Regions from separate parts of the Homo sapiens genome. Here region 2 is linked to region 1. Evidence: chromatin contacts called from ENCODE Hi-C or POLR2A ChIA-PET data. All regions are on one chromosome and are shown on one strand. Each heading gives the region's core, a stretch centred on a gene start or an enhancer-like site at or near the end of the contact. The rest is flanking DNA. Distances are from core to core; before and after follow the strand shown.

Evidence for each region. Hi-C counts contacts between places; a loop is a spot of excess contacts on that map. ChIA-PET counts read pairs that join two places held with the same protein, here RNA polymerase II (POLR2A). Pooled maps may share reads with other maps.
Region 2: a map with no recorded cell type shows a loop between it and region 1 (39-fold over the local background). The contact joins two enhancer-like sites. A Hi-C loop is called at or near these places in 3 of 37 single-sample maps with no recorded cell type and 2 of 50 pooled maps. POLR2A ChIA-PET finds 5 or more read pairs at or near these places in 1 of 52 experiments (GM12878).

The regions. Positions count from the first base shown.
Region 1 is chr16:81,480,057-81,484,259 of GRCh38, forward strand. The region is part of intron 1 of CMIP (c-Maf inducing protein); the gene reads left to right. Among named protein-coding and RNA genes, the nearest start is that of CMIP, 37 kb to the left of the region's middle. RefSeq lists enhancers at 999-1,088, 1,119-1,188. Within about 2 kb of position 1,440, at least 15 of the 41 ENCODE cell types and tissues checked have a DNase peak (open chromatin) inside an H3K27ac peak, as active enhancers do; they include GM12878, where a contact is called at or near this core.
Region 2 is chr16:82,652,786-82,656,500 of GRCh38, forward strand. All of the region lies in intron 1 of CDH13 (cadherin 13), which reads left to right. Among named protein-coding and RNA genes, the nearest start is that of CDH13, 28 kb to the left of the region's middle. RefSeq lists enhancers at 695-1,894, 815-1,314, 1,136-1,345, 1,396-1,445, 1,686-1,735 and silencers at 2,639-2,933, 2,868-2,917. Within about 2 kb of position 1,251, at least 15 of the 41 ENCODE cell types and tissues checked have a DNase peak (open chromatin) inside an H3K27ac peak, as active enhancers do; they include GM12878, where a contact is called at or near this core.

The sequences.
Region 1 (4,203 bases), core at 190-2,689:
TGATGGCTTTGGTCTGGGGGAGGTCTGGGCCATAGCCTTTTCCGAGCGATTCTAACATGAGAGTGAGTGGTAGGCAGTATTTCCTTGGGTCATAGCAGTCCTTTGGGGTAGGTAATATTATCTCCATTTTGTGGATAGGGAAACAGGTTATAGAGGTCAGGTAACTTACCCAAGCTCTCTCAGCTTCAAATCTCCATCTGAGGCCAGGCGTGGTGGCTCACGCCTGTAATCCCAGCACTTTGGGAGGCCGAGGTGGGCAGATCACCTGAGGTCAGGAGTTTGAGACCAGCCTGGCTAGCGTGGTGAAACCCCATCTCTACTAAAAATATAAAAATTAGCCAGGCGTGGTGACACACACCTGTAATCCTAGCTACTCAGGAGGCTGAGGCATGAGAATCGCTTGAACCCGAGAGGCAGAGGCTGCAGTGAGCCAAGATCGTGCCACTGCACTTCAGCCTGGGCGACAGAGTGAGACTGTATCAAAAAATAATAATAAAATCTCCACCTGAGTCCAAAGCCCTGACCCATTCTGCTGCTCCAGCCTCCCTCTGTTGTTTTGCAGGTGATTTTGGAAGGGGCACCTGTTGCTACTTATGTGTTTGCTATGGGGTAAAATAATTAAAAACTATCTAATTGGGATTTATGGGGTGCCAGCTGTATGCCAGGCACTGATTCACGTTCTCTCATTTTACCTTTACAGCCACCTTGTGCAAGGGGACTGTTATGATGACATCAGTTTCCCCAACATTGTTGGGAAAGGACGGGGGTGGTTTGCCTCACTTATCATGGAGGGAGTCTCCCCTTGGCCCTCCTGGTGGGGACCTCAGCTGAAGCAGAGTGGGAAAGAAGCCTGTGTGTGATGTCAGGGTGGGGTCCAAAGTTGAGGCTGAATGCAGTGTTTTCACGGGATGGCTTTGACATCGGTGAGAGCTGCTCTGCCCAGTTTGAACTAGTGGTGGGCCATTGAATGGAGCTGGAGAAGCTGTGCACACCTCAGGGCTTTGGCCCGGCTGTCTCCCTCAGCTGCACATGGTTTGTCCCTCCTATTTGCGTTTGAGATTTTTGATGGCTGTGGGACTCATGATTTATTCAACAAATATTGTTGAGACCTGATAGCTGGGCGCCGTCTGGGGCTCTTAGGAATATGCGGTGATGAGACAGGCACAGTCTCCATTATCCTCATGGTCTGGCAGGTGGTACGGATTGTTGTGTCACCCTCATCTGGGTGTGCCGGGCCCTGTCTCTGCATGAGCTCCCTCATTCCAGCCTCATGGCAGGTGTACAGGTGAGGGCCTTGAGCGACTGTGTGTAACAGATGAGGACAGGGCCGCTCAGGAAGGCTGAGAAGCTTTCCCAACGTTACACAGCTTGTGAGAAGCGGAGACTGAAATTGAATGTGAGCTGATGGCTTCAGAGCTTGACTAAGTAACACTGACAGATAATTATGAAAGAGGAAGTCCAGGGAGCATCTGCGTGGGATGGGGCCATGCCAGGGCCAGAGCGGCTCCCAGAGGGTGCTGTTTCAACTGAGGTCTTGGGGGGATGGGTACACTAGTTTCCTGTGGCTGCTATGACAAATGACCACAGGCTTTGTGGCTTAAAGCAACACAAAGTTATTATCTTACAGTTCTGGAGGTCAGAAGTCCACAGTGAGTCTCGTAGGGGCTAAAGTTGAGGTGTTGTCTTTCTGGAAGCCTAAGGGAAGGGTCTGTTGCCTTTTCCATTATCTAGAGGCTGCTCGCATTCCTTCCCTCGTGGCAGCATCACTCCAACCTCTGCTTCAGTCTTCACATCTCCTCTGGCTCTGGCCCTCCCGCCTCCCTCTTTTTTTTTTTTTTTTGAGAGGGGGTCTCACTCTGTCACCCAGGCTGGAGTGCAGTGGCGCAATCTTGGCTCACTGCAACCTCTGCCTCCCGGGTTCAGGTGATTCTTGTGCCTCAGCCTCCTGAGTAGCTGGGATTATAGGTGTGCGCCACCACACCTAGCTAATTTTTGTATTTTTAGCAGAGACAGCGTTTCACCATGTTGGCCAGGGTGGTTTCGAACTACTGACCGCAAGTGATCCACCCTCCTTGGCCTCCCAAAGTGCTGGGATTATAGGCATGAGCTACCGGGCCTGTCCCTGCCGCCTCTTATAAGGACCCTGTGGTTACACTGGGCTCACCAGATCATTCAGGGGCACCTTCCGTCTCAAGATCCTCAGCTTAAGCAACTCTAAGGGTCCCTTTGCCATGTCAGGCCACATAGTCACAGGTTGAAGGGAGTAGGATGATTAGGGCCATTATTGTGCCTATCATAGCAGGGGAGAGTGAGGCTGGTGGGCAGGCAATCTAAGGCCTGGAGGTGAGTGGGTGCTTGGCTTTGGAGGGGTGCTGGGCGCCTAAGTACCTGGAGGAGGAGCTCCTGGAGGGGAGGGTGAGACAGCAGAGGGCCTTTTAAGTCATGGGGCAGACTGGGAGTTGGTCACCTGCTAAGTAGCTTCTGGAGAGAGGACCTCTGTTCCCACTTGAGCCTGGTGGACATGCGTGTCCCAGGAGGACGGTGTGTGTTGGGGAAGCCCCTGCCCCTCCCCCACCTAGGAGCTTCCCTTTCACAGTGACAGGAAGAGGGAGAGCTAGGAGCATAATGTGCTTTGGGCAGGAAATGCAGGCTGCATCTTCCCATTGCTGGAGAAGGTGACAAACCCGGGCTTCGGAGTCACTGGGGCTGGGTTTGAATCCAAACTCCACCACATCCTAAGCTGAGCCCGTTCCCAACTGTAAAATGGGGGTGAGATAGGGCCTGACTCACAGGGTCAGCCCTGGGGTCAGCGAGGCAGGTCATGGGACGCTGTTGGTGCACAGGCATGCCTGCTTGCTCGTCCGTTCAGCAGATGGCGGTGGCGCGTCCACTGTGCACCAGGCACCATTGCAGGCACGGAGCAAAGCAGGCATCATCCTGGCCTACTTGGAGCCCCCATTCTACTGGAGGAGAGGAAAATGAACACGGAAATATAGAATCTTGTCTGCTGCCACTAAGTGCTGTGGAGGAAACCATCAGACGAGGGAGGACAGAAGTATTGGTATGAATGGGGAGGGTGTGGCGTCTGTGTGTGGTGGCCTTTGGAATAGGGTGACCAAAGAAAATCTGGATGAGAGGTGACACTTGAGCAGGTTTGGAAAAGGTAAGGGAGGAAGCTGTGCATGTGCAAAGGCCATGGGGCAGCGGCTAAAGGAGGTAAAGGAGCCATCCACAGCATGTGCAAAGGCCCTGGGGCAGCAATTTACCTGGTTTTTTTTCTAGGAATGCAAGGAGGTAAATGTGGATGGAGCAGAATGTGCCTTGAGGAGGGTGGCAGGAGGTGAGCTCTGTGAGTCACTAGTGGGGTCAGATGGTGTAGGGCCTTGTAAGAACTTTGGCCGTTAACTCTGAGGGAGAGGAGAGAGCTGTGTCTGCTCTAATACATTCAGGAAAGTGGCAGCTCTGAAGACCGAAGTGCCTCCTGGCTTGCCTCTCTCCCTCCCGCAGCCTCTTCCTCTTCCTCTTCCTCTTCCTCTTCCTCTTCCTCTCCCTCTCCCTGACCCTCCCCCAGCTGCCCACTGTTTTGTGGGGATTGATTGGGCCCATTGAGGCCTGCTGCCTGGAGTAGCAGCCTTGCCCACAGTCCAGTCTGGGGACCTTTCTCGGCCATCCCCTCCTCCAGCTATCCTCAGTGTTGGTCACTTATGGCTTTTGCTATTTATATAGCACAGTGGTTTATAAACTCTGCTTCTAGAATTTCGCAACCCGTCCTGCAGCATGTTATCTGTCCAGGCAGATAGTGGCGATCTTTATCCAAATCAAAGGACTGAAATTAAGGGGATGGAATTGTCTGCATTTTATGTTTTCCACCCAACATATTTTGTCATAAACTGGGAACTTGTGTAAGGTGGCATCCAGTTTAGTTCAATCCTGTATGTAATCATTTCAAGCTTAATAAATTAGTTAATATTTGTTAAACACCTACTGTGTCTTGGGGTTTCTGCGAGATGTGAGATTCATTGGCGGACAAACCAGATAGCGTTTTTGCCAAGTCACCGAGATAGTTTCAGGTCCTTGGCCATCATCTTTTTCCACCAACTCCAGGTCAGCTCAGGGGCCCACCAGGTGGAAGTCGCCCTTCCCTGGCGGACCTCGCCCGTTCCCATTCCTTCTGGCAAAGTCAGATTTGGTGAAAAGGCCACA
Region 2 (3,715 bases), core at 1-2,500, 1.2 Mb after region 1:
TATGGTCTTTTGTGAGTTCTGATGGGAATCCCAGAATCTTTCTGTAACTGTGGGTTCCAATGAGAGAGGCACATTTAACAAAGACCAGAAGAAAATCAAAACTGTTGCTCAAACTGACAGTGTATGTTCTTCATCCCACTCCTTCATTAGCTCATTCATTCATTGATTCGTTCATTCATGTGCTGGCTCTTTGTAGAAGTTGGGGGTAAACAGGCGACCAAAAGGTAGTCCGTGACCCCAGGATGTTGTAATTCAGAAGGGTAAACAGACAAGGCAGTCAACATTGTCCATTCAGTGTGAATGAGCTTGGGAGTACAACCACTTTGGAAACCCATTTTGTTAATTTACCTTTGATAGATACTTATTGAACGGTTTTTCCAAGTGTCTGTGAAGAAGACATGGTGGTGGTAGGGGGTGGGTGGATGGTTTCTGAGGACCTGATAATGTTTCTCCTTGATTTTAGTGCCAGTTACGTGGCAACTCATGGAAAACATTGAGCTGAATACTTGGGCTTTTGCACCTTTTTGTAGTGCCTTAGTGTATTTTACACAAAAAAATAAATAAAAGTATGCTCAGCCTCAGGTGTGTTGGAAATACAGAGGAGAGACCAGCCCAACTTTGGAGGAGAACAGAGAGAGGGACCCAGGAAGGCCTTCTGGGGAATATATTTGACTTGGGCCCTGAAGGAGCAACAGAAATTAGGCACTGAGTAAAATGGGACTGGATGTACCTGCACAAAGCCAGCAGCAGAAGAAAAGACATGGAGTGGAGGGAGCTGGCAGTTCATGCTTGGGGGAAGCTGAGAGTTGCTTGTGGGGCTGGAGGCCAAGGTGCAGGGCTGCAGGGGTAGGAGGGAGCAGCCAGGGAGGGGGTGGATTGGTTAAGAAACACGATGTGCATGTCATGTTGAGAAACTTGGATTTCACCCTGGAGGCGCAGGAACTAGGGGGGATTTTTCAGCAGCAGTGACAGACGCTCTTAAATCTGGGTTTTCCAATGATCAGCATGCTTGTGCCTGCACCGGGGCGCAGGATGGGAGACAGATGCCTTTTGCAGTAGTTCCGGAGAAGAAGACTGAAGACCACATTCAAGGCCCTGAGAGAGAAGAGAAGGGGACAGATACCACAGAGATCATGAGATATAGCACAACAGATAAGACTTGCTAATTAACTGTACGGGGTTACAGGGAGGGACAGGGAGAAATCAGGTTTCTTCCAGCCCAGCTTCTGGTTGGAATCACTCAGGCAGAGACACATGGGCCTGAGAGAGGATTCCCCTTATGACATAAAGCCGCAAAAATTCTCATTAGTCATTGCAAAAACATCTATTTCCGGCCTACACTGCACCAGCCAGTGGGGGAGGTCCTGAGAGATAGAGAAAGGATGAATTCTTGCCCTTAGAGAGTCACCTAGAGATTCTGGGGAGACAGCAGGTCCGAGTCTCTCTGCCTGAAACCTCTGGACAGTGTCTTTGGCTGACACTTACATGGTGGTCTTGGTTTCTTATTCAAGGTCGGTTTCCCAACTCTCATAGCATCAGCTTTAGGGCATCCCCAAATCTCTTGCAGAAGAGATGGTTCTTTCCCCTTGAGTTGTTTTGAGCCAAGCATATAACATTGTGTGAATGTTTGAAAACTTCTCTTGGTTCTCAGAATGCAATTCTGACAGTGCTGAAGGCTGCCAATTAAATGAAGATTTAGATAAAGGCTGTGTGGGAGGTGGAATGCAATATTCTTAAACCTAATAATGGCTTCCTTCTGTCTTTTTGAAGCTCTCAAATAATCCTGATTGACTGACTCTCTGCTTTGGGCATTCCCATTTTCTGGACAATTTAATACCATTTAAAATGTTTGACAACTTTTATTTGGGGGCAGACATCCTTAGGGGATGGGGCCGTGGGCAAAGATACAAATGCTGTACCATCAAAGGAACCATGGATTTAAATAAGGATTTTTTTTTTTTTCATATTCAGAAGAGGTGGGTACAGAAAGGATGAGGGCAGCTTCTCAGGTTATAGTATTAACCACGTGAAGCAGCTAACAAAGGTATGTGCCTGGCCTTGTGCTAAAGGCTTTCCTCGTATCAGTTCTTTCATCCCTCCCAACACTACTGAGGTAGATGGAGTGACTAGATCCATTATACAGGCAAAGTAGCTGAGGCCCACAGCCATAGCAAATAAACTGTGGAGCTGGTGGTCCCAGATTTCATGCTTTTAGTCATTCTCTTGGCTCTGGGGTACAGGTAAGCTTCCAGAACTGGAGGATGGAGTCCAAAAGAAACTCAAGATAATTTCCCTGCCTTTCCCATTGTATCAGGGGATTCATCTGTTCATACATTCATTCATTTTCCCAACACATTTACTGAATGCCCGCAAGCACCAGGAAAATAGCAATGGGCACAACCAGGTTCCTATCTTCATGGAGCTATTGCTTTATTGGCAGAGGCAAACAGTAAAGAAAATTCATTAGTAATCAGTGTTGCAATCAATGAGCCGGTCAATCAAGCACCATAAAAGGGTAAAGTGTGACGAAGGTGCTCCTTGTGATAGGGGTTGGGGGTGAGGGGAGGTGTCCTGGAGAGGAGACATTTCAACTGAGATCTCTCTGAAGTAGATGAGATGGCCATGTGGATCTCAAAAGGAAAGTGTATGCCAGGAAGAGCAAAAAGCAAGTGCAAAGTCCTAAAGCAGGAAATAGTGAGGCTACCGCAGTGTCGGGTCCAAGAGTAGGAGATGAGATCAGGGAGGCAGATTAGGCTGCAGGGAGGGTGTGCGTGTGATGCTGAGAGTGATGGGAAACCACTGGTGGGGTTGGGGGAGGGCAAGGCAGTGACATCATTTGTTTTTATGTGCAGCAGAGGAAGCCAAAGCAATTCAGAAGAAGCCTACAGAAGCTTACCTCCTCCACAGGCTATTTTTTTCTTGTTTACATTTGTTAATTTTACATATATATTAACTCAGTCCTCACAACCACCAAATGAAATAGGCATTGCCCTTATTATCATTCTTTCCCATTTTAACAATGGGGAAACTGAAGCTTAGAGTAGGCAAGGTCGCCCAGATAGGAAGCAATGCCTTCGGGTCATGGCTCACTACTCAAGTGCCTGAAATTTCAGCTAGCCTTTAGTGGGCACCTGCTATGTGCCAGGATCTGTATGAGGTTTGGCACCACCTAGACAGCCCCTTGAACCAGTGGCATGTCTCAGGACAGTGTGAGAGACAGAAACTTCAGCTGAGAGTTACCGTGCAAGGCAGAAAATGCTGGTCTAGCAAAAGGAACTCTGATTTCGATTTGGAAGTACAGAGAAAGAGCATCTGCCTTGGACAGAGTTATCAGTGAAAAGATGACATATGAGCTGAGACTGAAAATCATGTTGAAGATAGTCAAACAAAAGCTGGCAGTGTGGGAGTGGGGGCTTCAAGCAGAGAATCAGTGGTTCAAAGGCACAGGGTAGAAGGAGAATGGCAGCTGGCTCAGTGTGGCTGGAGAAAGAGGCTGGAGTGCACCTGGTTGCATTTGAATGGTGTGCGTGTGTGTGTGTGTGTGTGTGTGTTAATGATGGTGATGAGATGAGGGGCTAGAGAGGAAGACAGGTTGGCACCTGGTAGCATTTTTTAAAAAGCAAGTAAACCTTATTTTTTAGAGCAGGTTTAAGTTCACAGCAAAATTTGGTGGAAGGTACAGAAGTTTCCCAAGTACCTCCTATCCCCACAAATG